Regions from separate parts of the Homo sapiens genome. Here region 1 is linked to region 2. A link is an interaction called in ENCODE POLR2A ChIA-PET data of the cell type or tissue named here. Cell type or tissue: GM12878. All regions are shown on one strand. Each heading gives the region's core, and the rest is flanking DNA. Links, peaks and the distances in the headings are about the cores only.

Region 1 (2,914 bases), core at 311-2,810, 60 kb before region 2:
ACACCTGTAATTCCAGCACTTTGGGAGGCCAAGGCAGGAATATCACTTGAGCCTGGGAGTTCGAGACCAGTCTGAGCAACATAGCGAGACCCCATCTCTACAAAAAATAGAAAAATTCACCACAGGTTATCACTCATAAGTGGGAGCTGATCAATGAGAACACATGGACACAGGGAGGGGAGCATCACACACCTGGGCCTGTCGGGGGGTGGGGGTCAAGGGGAGGGAGAGCATTAGGACAAATACCTAATGCATGCGGGCCTTAAAACCTAGATGACGGGTTGATCGGTGCAGCAAACCACCATGGCACATGTATACCTGTGTAACCAACCTGCACGTTCTGCACATGTATCCCAGAACTTAGAGCAAAATAAAAAAAAAAAATAATAATAAGCCAGTCGTGGTGCCGTGTGCCTGTGTTCCCAGCTACTCAGGAGGCTGAGGTGGGAGGATCATGTGAGCCTAGGAAGCTGAGGCTGCAGTGAGCCGTGATTGTGCTGCTGCTTTCCAGCCTGGGCGACAGAGTGACACCTTGTCTCAAAAAATAAAATAAAATATGTACGTGTTAAGTACAGGCACAATCATTTCTTGATTTATTTTGAATATTTTTGATCTACGGTTGGTTGAGTCCACAGATATGGAAGCCATGGATACTGAACCCGTGGATAGGGAATGGCGACTGTAGTTACAACATGTACCATGTGGGAAGGTGATTGTTACAGTGGAGGCCCTTGAAGCAAGGAAGTGTTGGGTGTTTGAGCTTTTGAACATAGGGGAGTTAGGAAGGCCCCACTGCATGGGTGACATTGGAGCCAAGATGGCAAGGGGTTGAGGAAGCGAGCCCTGTGCTGACAGAGGGAGCATCGAGGCAGAGGGCAGAGGGCTGGGCTGGGCATGTTGGAAGTTTGGGTGGAAAGAGCAAAGTGGGAGAGCCAAGGAGATGAAGACAGAGGAGGGTCGTCAGGGCAGGGTCTGCGGGACTGCTGGTGAGATGGGAAGCCTTTGAGGGTTGTGGATAGGACTAGGGAGACACGATCTGGTTTAGGTCCATAGGTTCTCCCTGACAGCTGCGTTGGGAGGAGACTACGCACCATTTCATGTGGACCATGGTTCTCAGTAAGCCTGTGTTTGGGCATCGATTAGACTTTCTTATTGCTCACACAGTCTGGATCCTACTGGTGCAGGGTGATGGTGGGGTGGTCTTTATTTTTGCAATTTCTCTAGGCACAAATCTTTTTTCTTCTTTTCTGTTTTCTTTTCTTTCCTTTTTTTTTTTTTTTTTTTGAGATGGCGGCGTTTCACTCTGTTGCCCAGGCTGGAGTGCAGTGGCACATCTCAGCTCACTGCAACCTCTGCCTCTCCTGGGTTCAAGCGATTCTCATGCCTCAGCCTCCCAAGTAGCTGGGATCACAGGTGTGCATCACCACACCAGGCTAATTTTTTCTATTTTTAGTAGAGATGGGTTTTGCTATGTTGGCCAGATTGGTCTCGAACTCCTGACCTCAAATGATCTGCCCACCTCAGCCTCCCAAAGTGTTGAGATTACAGGCATGAGCCACTGCGCCCAGCCCACAGATCTCTTTCTTTATAGAAGATGAAGAAAGGGACTTTTTATCCTATAAGGGTACTTAGCTGATGAATTCTAGAATGAGTTCAAGCGTGGCTAAAAAATGCTTGAAGATAATTTCGGGTTCTCTGCAGCCCAGTGTTTCATTTACCTTCCAAACAGAAAGCTCCTCCTCCCTGCACATGCTCTGTGTTGCCCCCTTGCCTTGCCTGTGAGCAGATTCGACCGTCTTTTCCATTGATCACTTCCCTTTTTGGCTCAGGCTGCTCCTCTGGGGTTTTAGTTCTGAAATAAGTGAACCATTTGTCATATCTGCTTCCTTCTCACTGGAGCCGCATGTTAAATCGCGGCCGGAACACATCTGTCAGATCTCTGAGCTTTTCAAAAATGCAAACCTGAACGTTTTGGCATATGACCCTGTTAGCCTGTTTTAAGTGGCGTGTGGTAAACTTGCCCACAGATGTTAGTATACCCGTCTACTTTGAACAAAATAATAATAACTTTCACATCTGGTCCTCTTTTCATCTAGGGATCTTAAAACCCCAAGTGCACATTAGTTAAACCTCACATCACTGGAAGGTAGGGAAGGGATGGAGGGCAATCGCTTTAATCACCACTGCAAGAAACTTAGGGGGATTGCCCCTGGGTAACAAATGCCTTTCATCTAGCATCTTAAATACTTCCCGAGTATTACCTGGTGGGAAGTGTATGATCACGCACATCTGCAGGGCGTGGGGAATACCCTGAGATACTAGGGACTTGCCCTATCTTTTTGTTGTTGTCATTGCAGAAGCCTTCTTTCTTTCCAGTTCATGGGCTTTTACCACTTAATATGGATTATTTGGAGTCTGATGGTGTGCACTGAAGGATGGTATTGTTAACTGGTAAAGCTGTTTGGTTTTCTTTCTATCTTTTTAGTTTGGGATACAGATAGGCAGGAAGTTCCTTTGAAAATTTCAGCTGCCTTCCAAGCTGGTCACTGGGGATTCTCCATGAATGCCATAGTACTCCCCTTCCCTCTAAGAGTCTCTTCCCAGAAAGTCTCTCAGGTGAGCTGGGACAACAGGAAGACAGGAGAGGACCATAACTTTGATCAGAGGACAGAGTGGCAGCTGCTCAACTCCATTCCTAGAGAATGGGGCATTCTATAAGAAAAATGGAACAGAACAAAACCAAACAAAATCAGGACATGTCATTAATAGGTGAGGAATTCAGTGGCTCACCTGCGGGAGGGGAGTTGGGGTCTCGCTGGGGTCAGGGTGTTCAGATGCACAGCAGTTTTGCTCCAGGGGGACTCTGCCTGACAGTGGAAAAGCAGAGGCCTCAGCAGGGTCTGGAGGGTCTGGA
Region 2 (2,914 bases), core at 200-2,699:
CTTCTTAAAGATACCAGAGAAGCGTGAACATATTGCTTTGAAATCTACTTGCTCCTAGTAAAAAAGAGATTGTCTTTATTGGAAAATTCCCTCTGAGATTCCTGTGATGTGTGACCTGGTGGGGAATATTCCAGCCTGGGAACAGCTTAACATCTGGTGTCTGTATGAGTTACCCCTGAACTCACTGGAACATTCAATGGAGGGTTTCCCTTTGTGTTGCCACAAATTTTATTTCAGTGAAGATGTGCTGGTGAGAGTTTCAGCAACGTTTTAGCCTGAACAGTGGAATTATAGAGTAAGTCTGGGATCAATGTGAAGGTATATTGTGTTCCAGGCTCTTTCGATCTCTTTGCAATGATCACGGTAATATCACTTCCTGCTTCACCACGATGCTTTTACTTTCTTGTCTATCACGTGCCTTCCCTGGCTAGAAATTAGCTTCATGAGAGTAGGGGATGTGTCCCTTTTGTTCACTGCTGTATCTCTGGCTTCTAGAACATGGTAGGTGCTCAATGTGTATTTTCTGAATGAATGGCTCTATAGGTGGTTAAAAGAACCACCTCAGAGATATGCCCAGTTACTCTGTTTTTCTTCTTTCCTTTCCAGCTATTTTCATGTGCGTTATCTTAAGTGCATACAATTTGAAGTGCGCTAGAGAGACTTCATGGAACAAGAATAGGCTAAGTAGAGTCACAGTTGTCGAGCTTTGAAGATTTTTCTCTTTCCCACTGTGGGTAACAGAATTGTGTCATCGGGTCAGTGAGAGAGACTGTAAAAATATTAAGGAGGGACTTGAATTAACCTGGGGGGCCCCAGAAGGCGGAATCACACTTAGTGGTTTCACAATGTGAATTTCTGTTTGCAGGGCATGCTGTACCAGATTAATGTTCACAGGTTGGATTTGCTCCCAGAAATAAACCCATTAATCTACTGCTAAGCAGAGAGCGGAGTTTCTATTTTTTTCTATTTTGTTTTGCCCATCCCCACCACCCCTCCATAGCCCTCCCCAAATGCCCCAAAATCCAGGTTCTCAGAAGGCTGTGACATTAAAGGTCAAAGCTTTTTTTTTTTAATTTTTGACTTTGATTTACTAGGAAAAGTTGATCAGACTTACACCTTGAGGTTTTCCATTTTTGATTGATTTTGAAGTATCATTAGAGCTCAAATAGAGCCAAAAAAAAAAAAAAAATGAAAAAACGAAACGTACCCATTGTCAGGGAGGGAAGGAGGTTACCAAATGCACCTCTAAGTTTTGTTTTTTGAAATATGTGTATCATTTCAAACAGAAATTACTCCCTTGGTGAACATTTTGGTTTGTACTTTCAGAGTTTTCAATGTATAGATAGGAGCAGAACTTCAAATGTTTAGTAAGGAAGACAAGGTCAGCAGAGTTTCTGGCTGTCCAAAAGCAGCGCTCTCAGCTATGGCCTGTGGCCATCTTCTCTCTGGGCAGAGACAAGTCTAACTCTCTGATGCTCATATTTATGAGCTCATTTCACATCTCAGGGGGCAGTCTCAGTAGATGATGTTACTGTTCACCTGCTCCCAGGTAAGAGTCCGAGAACCTACCAGGTGCATATAGGAAGTTGTGCTGTTACTTACCTAACAACCCCTGTGAGCCAAGGTGTTCTGCCCTCCCTGCAGGCTGAGCGCTTTCTCTAAGATGCCTATACCTGTACTAATAGTGACTCAATTCTCCCCTTTCCCCCCGCTTTGCTGCAGACCATAAAACCATGGGAAACGCAGAAAGTCAACATGTAGAGCACGAGTTTTATGGAGAAAAGCATGCCAGCCTGGGGCGCAAGCACACTTCCCGCTCCCTGCGCCTCTCGCACAAGACGCGGAGGACCAGGCACGCTTCCTCGGGGAAGGTGATCCACAGGAACTCCGAAGTGAGCACCCGATCCAGCAGCACCCCCAGCATCCCCCAGTCCCTGGCTGAAAATGGCCTGGAGCCCTTCTCCCAAGATGGTACCCTAGAAGACTTCGGGAGCCCCATCTGGGTGGACCGAGTGGACATGGGCTTGAGACCTGTGTCTTACACTGACTCTTCTGTCACTCCCAGCGTAGACAGCAGCATCGTCCTCACAGCAGCCTCTGTGCAGAGCATGCCAGACACTGAGGAGAGCAGGCTTTACGGGGATGACGCTACATATTTGGCTGAGGGAGGCAGGAGGCAGCATTCCTATACATCCAATGGGCCCACTTTCATGGAGACGGCGAGCTTTAAGAAGAAACGCTCCAAATCTGCAGACATCTGGCGGGAGGACAGCCTGGAATTCTCACTCTCTGATCTGAGCCAAGAACATTTAACAAGCAACGAAGAAATCTTGGGTTCCGCCGAAGAGAAGGACTGCGAGGAGGCTCGGGGGATGGAAACGCGGGCGAGTCCGCGGCAGCTCAGCACCTGTCAGAGAGCCAATTCCTTGGGTGACTTGTATGCTCAGAAAAACTCTGGAGTGACAGCAAACGGGGGGCCGGGGAGCAAATTTGCAGGCTACTGTCGGAATTTGGTGTCTGATATTCCCAATCTTGCAAACCATAAGATGCCACCAGCTGCTGCTGAAGAGACTCCTCCGTACAGTAATTATAACACACTTCCCTGTAGGAAATCTCACTGTCTCTCTGAAGGTGCCACCAACCCACAAATTAGCCATAGCAACAGCATGCAAGGCAGAAGAGCTAAAACAACTCAGGTAAAGTGATTGAAATTTGTTTCAATATTTTGGGAATGGTGCATGACTCTTTAAGTGCATGACTTTGCTCTTAGAAGATTTCCATCTTTTAATCGGGTTTTACCCTGTTTGCCTGGTAGTTGCTGCAGCTGGTGCTGTTTTGGGAGGATTTCTCTCTCTTCTGCTTTGCCCCTCTTAGAGTTCTGTGGTTAAGGGGTGGGGATTAAGGGAAGTGTGTG

The links. ChIA-PET counts read pairs that join two places held together with the same protein. Peaks named below come from ENCODE experiments on the same cell type or tissue, not always from the same donor. Only the 100,000 strongest peaks of a DNase experiment are listed, where the experiment ranks them.
Region 1: POLR2A ChIA-PET joins it to region 2 with 6 read pairs; 4 of 35 experiments call an interaction of 5 or more read pairs at or near these places.

Annotation. Positions count from the first base shown.
Region 1 is chr21:31,326,014-31,328,927 of GRCh38, reverse strand. All of the region lies in intron 2 of TIAM1 (TIAM Rac1 associated GEF 1), which reads left to right. Among named protein-coding and RNA genes, the nearest start is that of TIAM1, 17 kb to the left of the region's middle. In GM12878, for the core only: no CTCF peak of the experiment used is centred there; a DNase peak (open chromatin) is centred at 1,827; H3K4me3 peaks cover 685 bases; H3K27ac peaks cover 734 bases.
Region 2 is chr21:31,265,792-31,268,705 of GRCh38, reverse strand. TIAM1 (TIAM Rac1 associated GEF 1) reads left to right here. Exons shown (of 28, transcript NM_001353694.2): 4 at 1,723-2,696. The coding sequence starts at 1,734. Among named protein-coding and RNA genes, the nearest start is that of TIAM1, 77 kb to the left of the region's middle. In GM12878, for the core only: no CTCF peak of the experiment used is centred there; no DNase peak of the experiment used is centred there.